Linked DNA regions of Homo sapiens: region 2 is linked to region 1. Evidence: chromatin loops called from intact Hi-C (ENCODE). Cell type or tissue: CD4-positive, alpha-beta T cell. All regions are shown on one strand.

Evidence for each region. Peaks named below come from ENCODE experiments on the same cell type or tissue, not always from the same donor. Only the 100,000 strongest peaks of a DNase experiment are listed, where the experiment ranks them.
Region 2: it touches region 1 in a loop (4-fold over the local background); 3 of 110 quality-filtered maps call a loop at or near these places.

Annotation. Positions count from the first base shown.
Region 1 is chrX:15,347,058-15,351,057 of GRCh38, forward strand. It overlaps VEGFD (vascular endothelial growth factor D), which reads right to left. Exons shown (of 7, transcript NM_004469.5): 6 at 107-302. It overlaps PIR-FIGF (PIR-FIGF readthrough), which reads right to left. Exons shown (of 15, transcript NR_037859.2): 14 at 107-302. Among named protein-coding and RNA genes, the nearest start is that of PIGA, 14 kb to the left of the region's middle. In CD4-positive, alpha-beta T cell, CTCF peaks have their summits at 2,175 (motif pointing right) and 2,376; a DNase peak (open chromatin) is centred at 2,184.
Region 2 is chrX:16,693,285-16,697,284 of GRCh38, forward strand. CTPS2 (CTP synthase 2) reads right to left here. Exons shown (of 19, transcript NM_175859.3): 5 at 87-203. Among named protein-coding and RNA genes, the nearest start is that of CTPS2, 17 kb to the right of the region's middle. In CD4-positive, alpha-beta T cell, CTCF peaks have their summits at 1,952 (motif pointing left) and 2,153; a DNase peak (open chromatin) is centred at 1,987.

The sequences.
Region 1 (4,000 bases):
CTCAGGCACCAAGGGGAAAAATTAGCTTACTAAGGAATCCCACCAAATTAAAATGGCATCTACGTTAAATGTCATGAGTAAAGGCAAGACAACTCAAGGCATTTACCTGCAGGTGTCTGGGTGAAATAGCTTGTGCTTCTGGCAGCAGGTCTCCAGACTTTCTTTGCACTCAAAGCAACTGCAGTTTTTGGGGTGCTGGATTAGATCTTTGGGACATGGTGTTTTACAGACACACTCGCAACGATCTTCGTCAAACATCATGTGTGGCCCACAGAGAGCTGGTTCCTGGAGATGAGAGTGGTCTAAAGAGAAACAGAAACGTGTTGGTCAGATAGTTGTAGTGTGGCAATTGGATCACCAAAGTTGATTGTATCTTTTATGTCATCCGTAAGTAACTTGGATTCACCCAATCTCCTTCCTATAGATTTATGCCCCTAATTTTTTCACAGGGTGAGGAAGATTAACCTCTGATTTCACAATACAAACACAGGTTTGTGTGTTTTCTTAGGTTTGTGATTTTTAAAATATCATAAGCTGAATATTTTTCATAAAATATTTTTAGAGATTTTTATGTTGATGACTTGTTTAGAATGCAAACTTCCACAACCAAGTATTAGTAATAAAATATAGGATGTCTAAGGGTTATGAATCTAGCTGTCTCCATTTTTTGGTGGAGATTAAAAGGAGAGACACACAAAATAATTGGTGTTGTAGAAATACACCTCAGACATTCCAGGCCAGGCGTAGCAATAGCAATGCATGTCCTCACTGCAGATCATAACACTAGTATAAAAGATATAGGAGTAATAATGAACTTTGATTCCACCAACATCTGCTGGAAGATACATTCAAGTAAAGGGGAGGGTCTGAGAAGTTTTTGACATACTCATCTGACAAATATTTCTTCTAGAAGGTGTATAAAACAATTGAATAGCTACTACTCCAAATCCATTTCTGATTAACAAGTTGAAATTCATTGCAAAATAAATGGAAGAGACAGAAACTTTGGAAGAACTTGACTCTGTCCCTTTAGCATTCTTGAAGGTTTTGGAGGGACGTACATGTTTAGTAGTTTTCTCCCCAAATCTGCTTCTCTCCCAGTTTGCCTCATTTAGGGAATGGTGACATCATTCTTGACTCACCTGCTCTGGTAAGTCTGAGCATCATGTCCACTCAGTTCTGCCTCTCTAAATTTGTTCTTTATTTTCCATCCCCACTACCACTCCCACAATTCAGTCTGTACCTTGTGTTTCTTTTGTAGATGGCTGTCGCTCTGTCACTCATCTCACCACCACAAGTTTTATCCCTCCAACCTATTCTTCTTCACATGATTAACAAATGCAAACCAAATCACTTCATTCCACTGCTTTGAATGCATTAAAAGGTTCCCTTCCCACAATAAAAACCAATTTTCCCACCAGGACATACAAGGCCCTCCATGAACTGGATCATAGTAACCTCACAGACTCATCTTCTGTTTCTTGCTTTCATATATCCTGTGTGTTCCATTTATACCAAATGACAGCACTTTCTGTTGCCCTGATATTCCAGTGCCTCCCAGTCCCATGCCTTTGGCCTTGTCTTTCCTTCTGCCATCCCTTTTCCCTGACATCTTTCCCAATGTCTGCAGGTTTAGCTAAGTGTCCTTATCCTGTGCATATTGCTGTCCGATTCTTTCTTGCACTGATTACATTTGTCTGTTTACTTGTATGTTTCCCCCATTAAGTAAAATGTCCTGAAGGAGAAGGAGCAGGTCTCATTGTTCTGATATAAAATAGGCACTCGATGGATGTTTGTTGGGTTTATTTGGTGTAATAAAAGGGTCCTGAAGCAGGCCGATGTATGGAGCTTCTGGGAATCCCATCCAGCATTCCAAGCCATTGGGTTAAACCATATGTTCTTGCCAATATCTGACTTTAATGACATATCAAAATGAGAATCTCGTGCGGTTCAACTTTATAGTTTAAACTTTTCTGTAATGCACGACGTTTGAGAATGGGTGCTGGAAGGCTAAATCTGAGAAGTCTCCATTTTGAACTTTGTGGAGAGGGAAAATGTGAGCTCTGTAAGTCATATGCCAGTGAGGCAGATGCCGCTTTGGGGTAAGACAAGAGTAACTTGTTAAAGGATAAAGAGGCTTTTTAAAAATTCGCAATGATCACTAGGTGGCAGCAGAAGTTCACTAAGAATACTTCAGACAGGCCCAAGGCCATTGTTGGACAGGGTTGTTCAGGGAAACACAATCCACAAGGTGTTTGCAGAACTTCAGCAGGCTGTTTGGCAGAGTCTGTGCTCACATCCTTATAGCCAAGTTAAAAGAAACAAAAACTGGATGCAAGAGAACTGGTGGTGGAACAGCAAGTAGCTGAGGGTGATATCTTGAAGTATTATGTATTGATTTCCGTCCCTAGAGAGTCTGATGATATGTTCTGTTCTCAGCTTTGTTCCTTTTACCATTTTTATCAATAAACTGATAGAATTTTTTCAAAATAAATTCTTGAAATTGTAGCTCTCTTCAAGAAGGAAGGGATATATTAAGTATTTTAAAATACAGAATTGGGACCTCCTCAATTTATTCTTTTGTGTGTGTGTGTGTTTGTGTATATCGTTTGTTTTAACAATTTAGAGCAATGACCTGACTCTAACAAGACTCAATTAAATTAGACTTGGATTCACTAACCTAAATGTGCTCATCTGGGCAAGAGAAGTCACTGTAGAAAAGGCAGTTGGCTTAACAGTCACATGTGCGGAAAAAAAGTATAGTGAGCAGTAAGCTCAGTAAATCCCATCAATTTGATGGGGCCACTGGAGAAATGAATGTGAACTTGATCCACATTGGGGACTTATAGGAGATGAGAATGAGAAACAATTGTGATCCAGTCCACCCTGCGCCTCTCACTTACATCATTGCTACAACTTCCCAAAAGGTTTCCTGCCTCCTTCCCTGCCCCGAGTCAACACATCCTCTTCTACACTGTTGCTGATATGATTTTGTTAAAATTCTAATGGGTACTGTCACTCTCCTGCTTTAGCCAGTTGTGTGGTTTCCCTTTGTCCTTAGTATCACATCCAAGCTCCCATGCAAGAATTACAAGGTCCTTCTGCTTTGCCCCTGTGAGCCTGTCCAGCTTCTTCTCTCACATCTAACCAGCCCCTTCCCCATTATGTCCCCACCCATTATATCCCCACCATGCTGAACTTCTTCCAGTATGTTCTCTCACCTCCAGCCCTGAGTGCTCATATACCCGCTGCTTAGAACAGCACTTCTCTTCTTCCCTATTCTTCTTACCACCCTCTACACACGTGTACTGGCTGAGTGCCTTCCCAAGAATTATCTCCAGCAGAAATAAGCTGCCTCTCCTAAGGCTACATCCCCTCTCCAAGGCAGCCAATGAACGGTCTACAGGGCTCAGCCTCTTCACCTAGATTTAAGACTTACCCCCGCAGGGGTTCCCAGCTTCAACTTCCCATTGGCTTAGGCTGATGCCTCTTAGCAACTGCGCTGTGGTCTGCTGCCTCTCTCTTTACCCTTTAATGCCTTGTGCCTGCCTACAAACCTCCTCCGTACAAAACTGTCTCAGAGGCTTTGTGCCAGGAAATCCTCAGCTAGAGCCTTTAAGCTCTAAGTATATTGCCCTTCCCACAGTAACTTACTTTCTTTCTCTTTCTTTCTTTCTATCCTTCCTTCCTTCCTTTCTTTTTCTTTCTTTTCTTTCTTTCTTTCTCTCTCTTTCTTTTCTTTTCTTTCTTTCTTTCTCTCTCTCTCTCTTTCTTTTCTTTTCTTTTTCTCTTTCTCTCTTTCTTTCTTTCTTTCTTTTTTTGGAGGCAGAGTCTCACTCTGTCATCCAGGCCCGAGTGCGGTGGCATGACCTCGGCTCACTGCAACCTCTGCCTCCCAGGTTCAAGAGATTCTCATGCCTCAGCCTCCTGAGTAGCTGGGACTACAGGCGCACATCACCATGCCCAGCTATTTTTTTTTTTTTTTTTTTTTTTTTTTTTT
Region 2 (4,000 bases), 1.3 Mb after region 1:
TGCCCCACTTTCAAATGCAGGACACATAGAATATCATAGGAAAACTTATCAAAGTTGCTGTCCACATACTTATCTGGAAAGCCCACCTGTGGGACAAGGCTAACGTGGATATTACAGAAATTCTCTCTTTTCGCCTTAAACTGGAATTGTCTAAACGCCTCCACAAACGGCATTCCTTCGATGTCTCCAATGGTGCCTCCCAGCTGGGAATGGAAAACAAACAAAAAAAGACACAAATGACCACACATCTCCCACAGTACACAAGCTAATAAAAAGAGTTCTTAATAAACCGAGCATGAGAACTAAAGTTTGATGGTTACACAGAGGTTTATAAATACGTTCAAAATCACTAAATTGTGGCTGGGTATGGCGGCTCACACCTATGATCCCAGCGCTTTGGGAGGCCAAGGCAGGAGGATCACTTGAGCCCAGGAGGTCAAGGCTGCAGTGAGTCATGATCATCCCACTGCATTCCAGCCTAGATGACAGAGCGAGACCCTTTCTCTGAAAAAATATAAAAATAAAAAATAAAACTTCAAAAAAGATTTCTCCACGTGTATACTCTTCAGTAGCCCATTGCTTCATTAAAACTAACAATAAGGCCAGGCGCAGTGGCTCATGCTTGTAATCCCAGCACTTTGGGAGGCCGAGGCGGGCGGATCACAGGTCAGGAGATCGGGACCATCCTGGCCAACATGGTGAAACCCTGTCTCTACTAAAAATACAAAAATTAGCTGGACGTGGTGGGGCACACCTGTAGTCCCAGCTACTCGGGAGGCTGAGGCAGGAGAATCGCTTGAACCCAGGAGGCAGAGGTTGCAGTGAGTCGAGATCACACCGTTGCACTCCAGCCTGGGCGACAGAGCGAGACTCCATCTCAAAACAAAAACAAAAACAAAAAACTAGCATCAAATCTCCTTAATGCAGCCAACAAAAGGCTCTCAGGACCTGGCCCTTGCACTGAGTCTCCAATGCCATCTGGTCCCCTCCCCGCTGGCCTCTTGGGTACTCCATGCTCTTCCTTCCTGCTCCTTAAGCCCTCCTACCCTCCTTCTTCATCTACAGCAACCTCTTTATCCTCCAGTCCAAGAGAGATGCATCCTCCTTGGAGGGCGGACTCTGACCCTCCTTGGAGGGCAGACTCTGACCCCCCACCTAAAGCAGCCTATATCCCACTAGCCCTTGTCACAGCACTGTACCCATCCTAGGAATTCAGCACAAGTTGCCTCTATTTCATTTCCGTCTTTGTTTCCTGGCTCTCTACCCCACTAGACTGTAAGCCCCATGAGGGCATGAGCCCAGTACCCTGCATGCAGCACTGGAGGTTTAGTTTAGTAGTCGGGCCAGGACAGAAAGGTCCTGAAATTCAATATAAGCCCTAAGGAACAGTGTTCTAGTACCTGTTACCAAAATTACAGCAGAACCAAAGCCAGGGCTGGGTGCAGTGGCTCACACCTGTAATCCCAACACTTTGGGAGGCAGGTGTATCACTTGAGCACAGGAGTTTGAGACCAGCATGGGCAACAAAGTGAGACCTTGCCTCCACAAAAACATAAAAAATTAGCTGGGCATGGCGGCACGGCGCCTATGGTCCCAGCCACTCAGGAGGCTGAGGTGGGAGGATCGCTTGAGCCTGGAGAAGTCCAGGCTGCAGTGAGTCATGATCATACCACTGCACTCCAGCCTAGGGAACAGAGTAAGACACTGTCTCTTTAAAAAACAACAACAACAACAACAACAACTCAACGAAATGAAAACATCACATGCAATCAGGAACTTGGCAGGGGTGAAGTGAGTGTAAGTACCCACTAAATACAAGGCACCAAAATCTAATTTTTGAAAATCATTTATTTTTTCTAAGGAAAACCAGAGGTCTGCACTTAAACTAAACCGTGTGCTTCCATCTTGTGTTTTGATGGGGATTCTCTGGGGGGTCAATAATAGTGAATGCCAAAAGGAGGCCAACTTCAAACATTATCAGCTTCTGCCCTCACGTGGTCAGCAGCGGTACTACAGTCTCCCTGCTAATTCAGAAGTTCCCATTACCATACCTCTAGGTCACCCACATTATCGTGTTCAGAAACCTTCAATATTACTACTGGAATAGTTTGAAGTTAACTGTTGCCCCAGATAAAAGGGAAAATATCACCTATAACAATACTTTATGCTGAAATGGAAGCAGCAGCAAATTTATGAGATGTGCAAAGTTGTTTTTGCCTTTGTCTTTAATGAAAGTCTTTTTTCTTTTTCTTTTTTTATTTTTATTTATTTATTTATTTATTTTTGAGATGGAGTCTCGCTCTGTTGCCCAGGCTGGAGTGCAATGGCGCGATGTCGGCTCACTGCAAGCTCCGCCTCCTGGGTGCACGCCATTCTCCTGCCTCAGCCTCCTGAGTAGCTGGGACTATAGGCGCCCACCACCACGCCCGGCTAATTTTTTGTATTTTTAGTAGAGACGGGGTTTCACCGTGTTAGACAGGATGGCCTCGATCTCCTGACCTCGTGATCCACCCGCCTCAGCCTCCCAAAGTGCTGGGATTACAGGCGTGAGCCACCACACCCGGCCCTTTTTAAATTTTTTTTAAAGACAGAGTCTCGCTCTGCCACCCAGGCTGGAGTGCAGTAGTGAGATCATGGCTCACTGCGGCCTCAAACTCCTGGGTATAAATGATCCTCCTGCCTCAGCCTCCCAAGTAGCTGGGACTACAGACCTGCACCACCACACTTGGCTGAGTCTTCTTTTTTGGAAAATAAACAAGAAGAAAGAAAACTGTTATTCCTTTAAGACAAGCATAAATTATTTCAGGTTCATGCCAAGATAACTCGTACTAATATAAATAAAACCTGTCAGCTCCACTGGTATGAGAAGTTGAGGTCTCACTCATAAAAATGGCTTTGAAGACATTTCAACAGCTCCTCTATGATTAAAACTAAAAATCAGCTTTGGCAGTCCTTCTTCAAAAGCTTAAATGGTGCACAGACACAACTGTTGAACACAACTTACAATCAACCAAAGAGGATGGTTGACCACTAGTATCCAATAAGCAAATATAAACATCAGGGTTATAACGGAGAAGGGGTTCTGTTTGTCAGTTTCCCTGTTTCCATGAAATTTAAAATCCAGCCAATGAGCTCCTGGAGAGCAGGAGTCAGATCACACTCAACCTCACATCCTTAGCAGCTATCATCAGGGCTAGTACATATTAAGTGCTAAATTAATCATTGTGAAGACAAGTCAATTCAAGGGTAGAATAAGAAATAAAATTAAAAATTTGCCAGGCATAGTGGTGGTACACTGTAGTCCCAGCTACTTGGGAGGCTGAGGCAAGATGATTGGTTGAGCCCAGAAGTTTGAGGCTGCAGTGGGCTTTGATCGCACCTGTGGATAGCTACTGCACTCCAGCCCGAGGCAACATAGCGAGACCCTATCTATAAAAAATAAATAGCCAGTAACTTTATCAGTTCTACTATTAACAAAATGGATCTTCTACATATCATGATATCTGCTAACACTTACATTGATGACAATAATAATAGCTAACTTATGTTCACTGAGCACTTCCTAAATGCCAGACATTGCAAAGTGCTCTGATACATTGCATTTAATCCCCAATCCTGTTATTATCTTATTATTATAATATTATATTATTACATTATTACAAATGAGGACGTTGAAACTGTGAGAATTTTCCAAAAGTCATACAGGCATCTTAATAATAGCTAATAATTTTTAAGCACTTACTATATCTGTGACACCATTCTAAGCACTAAGTGTAGAGACTTATTTAATCTTCAAAACAATGAGTTACAAATGAGTTAAATGAGTTAAAGAGGCACAGAGAGGTTGAGCAAACTTGCCCAAGGTCACCCCCTCCTCCCCATAAGTGACCTTGCTAGGCTACAAACCCAGACAGTTTGCCTCCAGACTCTTAATCACTGAGCTATACGTGGCTCAGGGGTCACTGCAGAAATACAAACTGAGGCAGCCTGACTCTAAGAA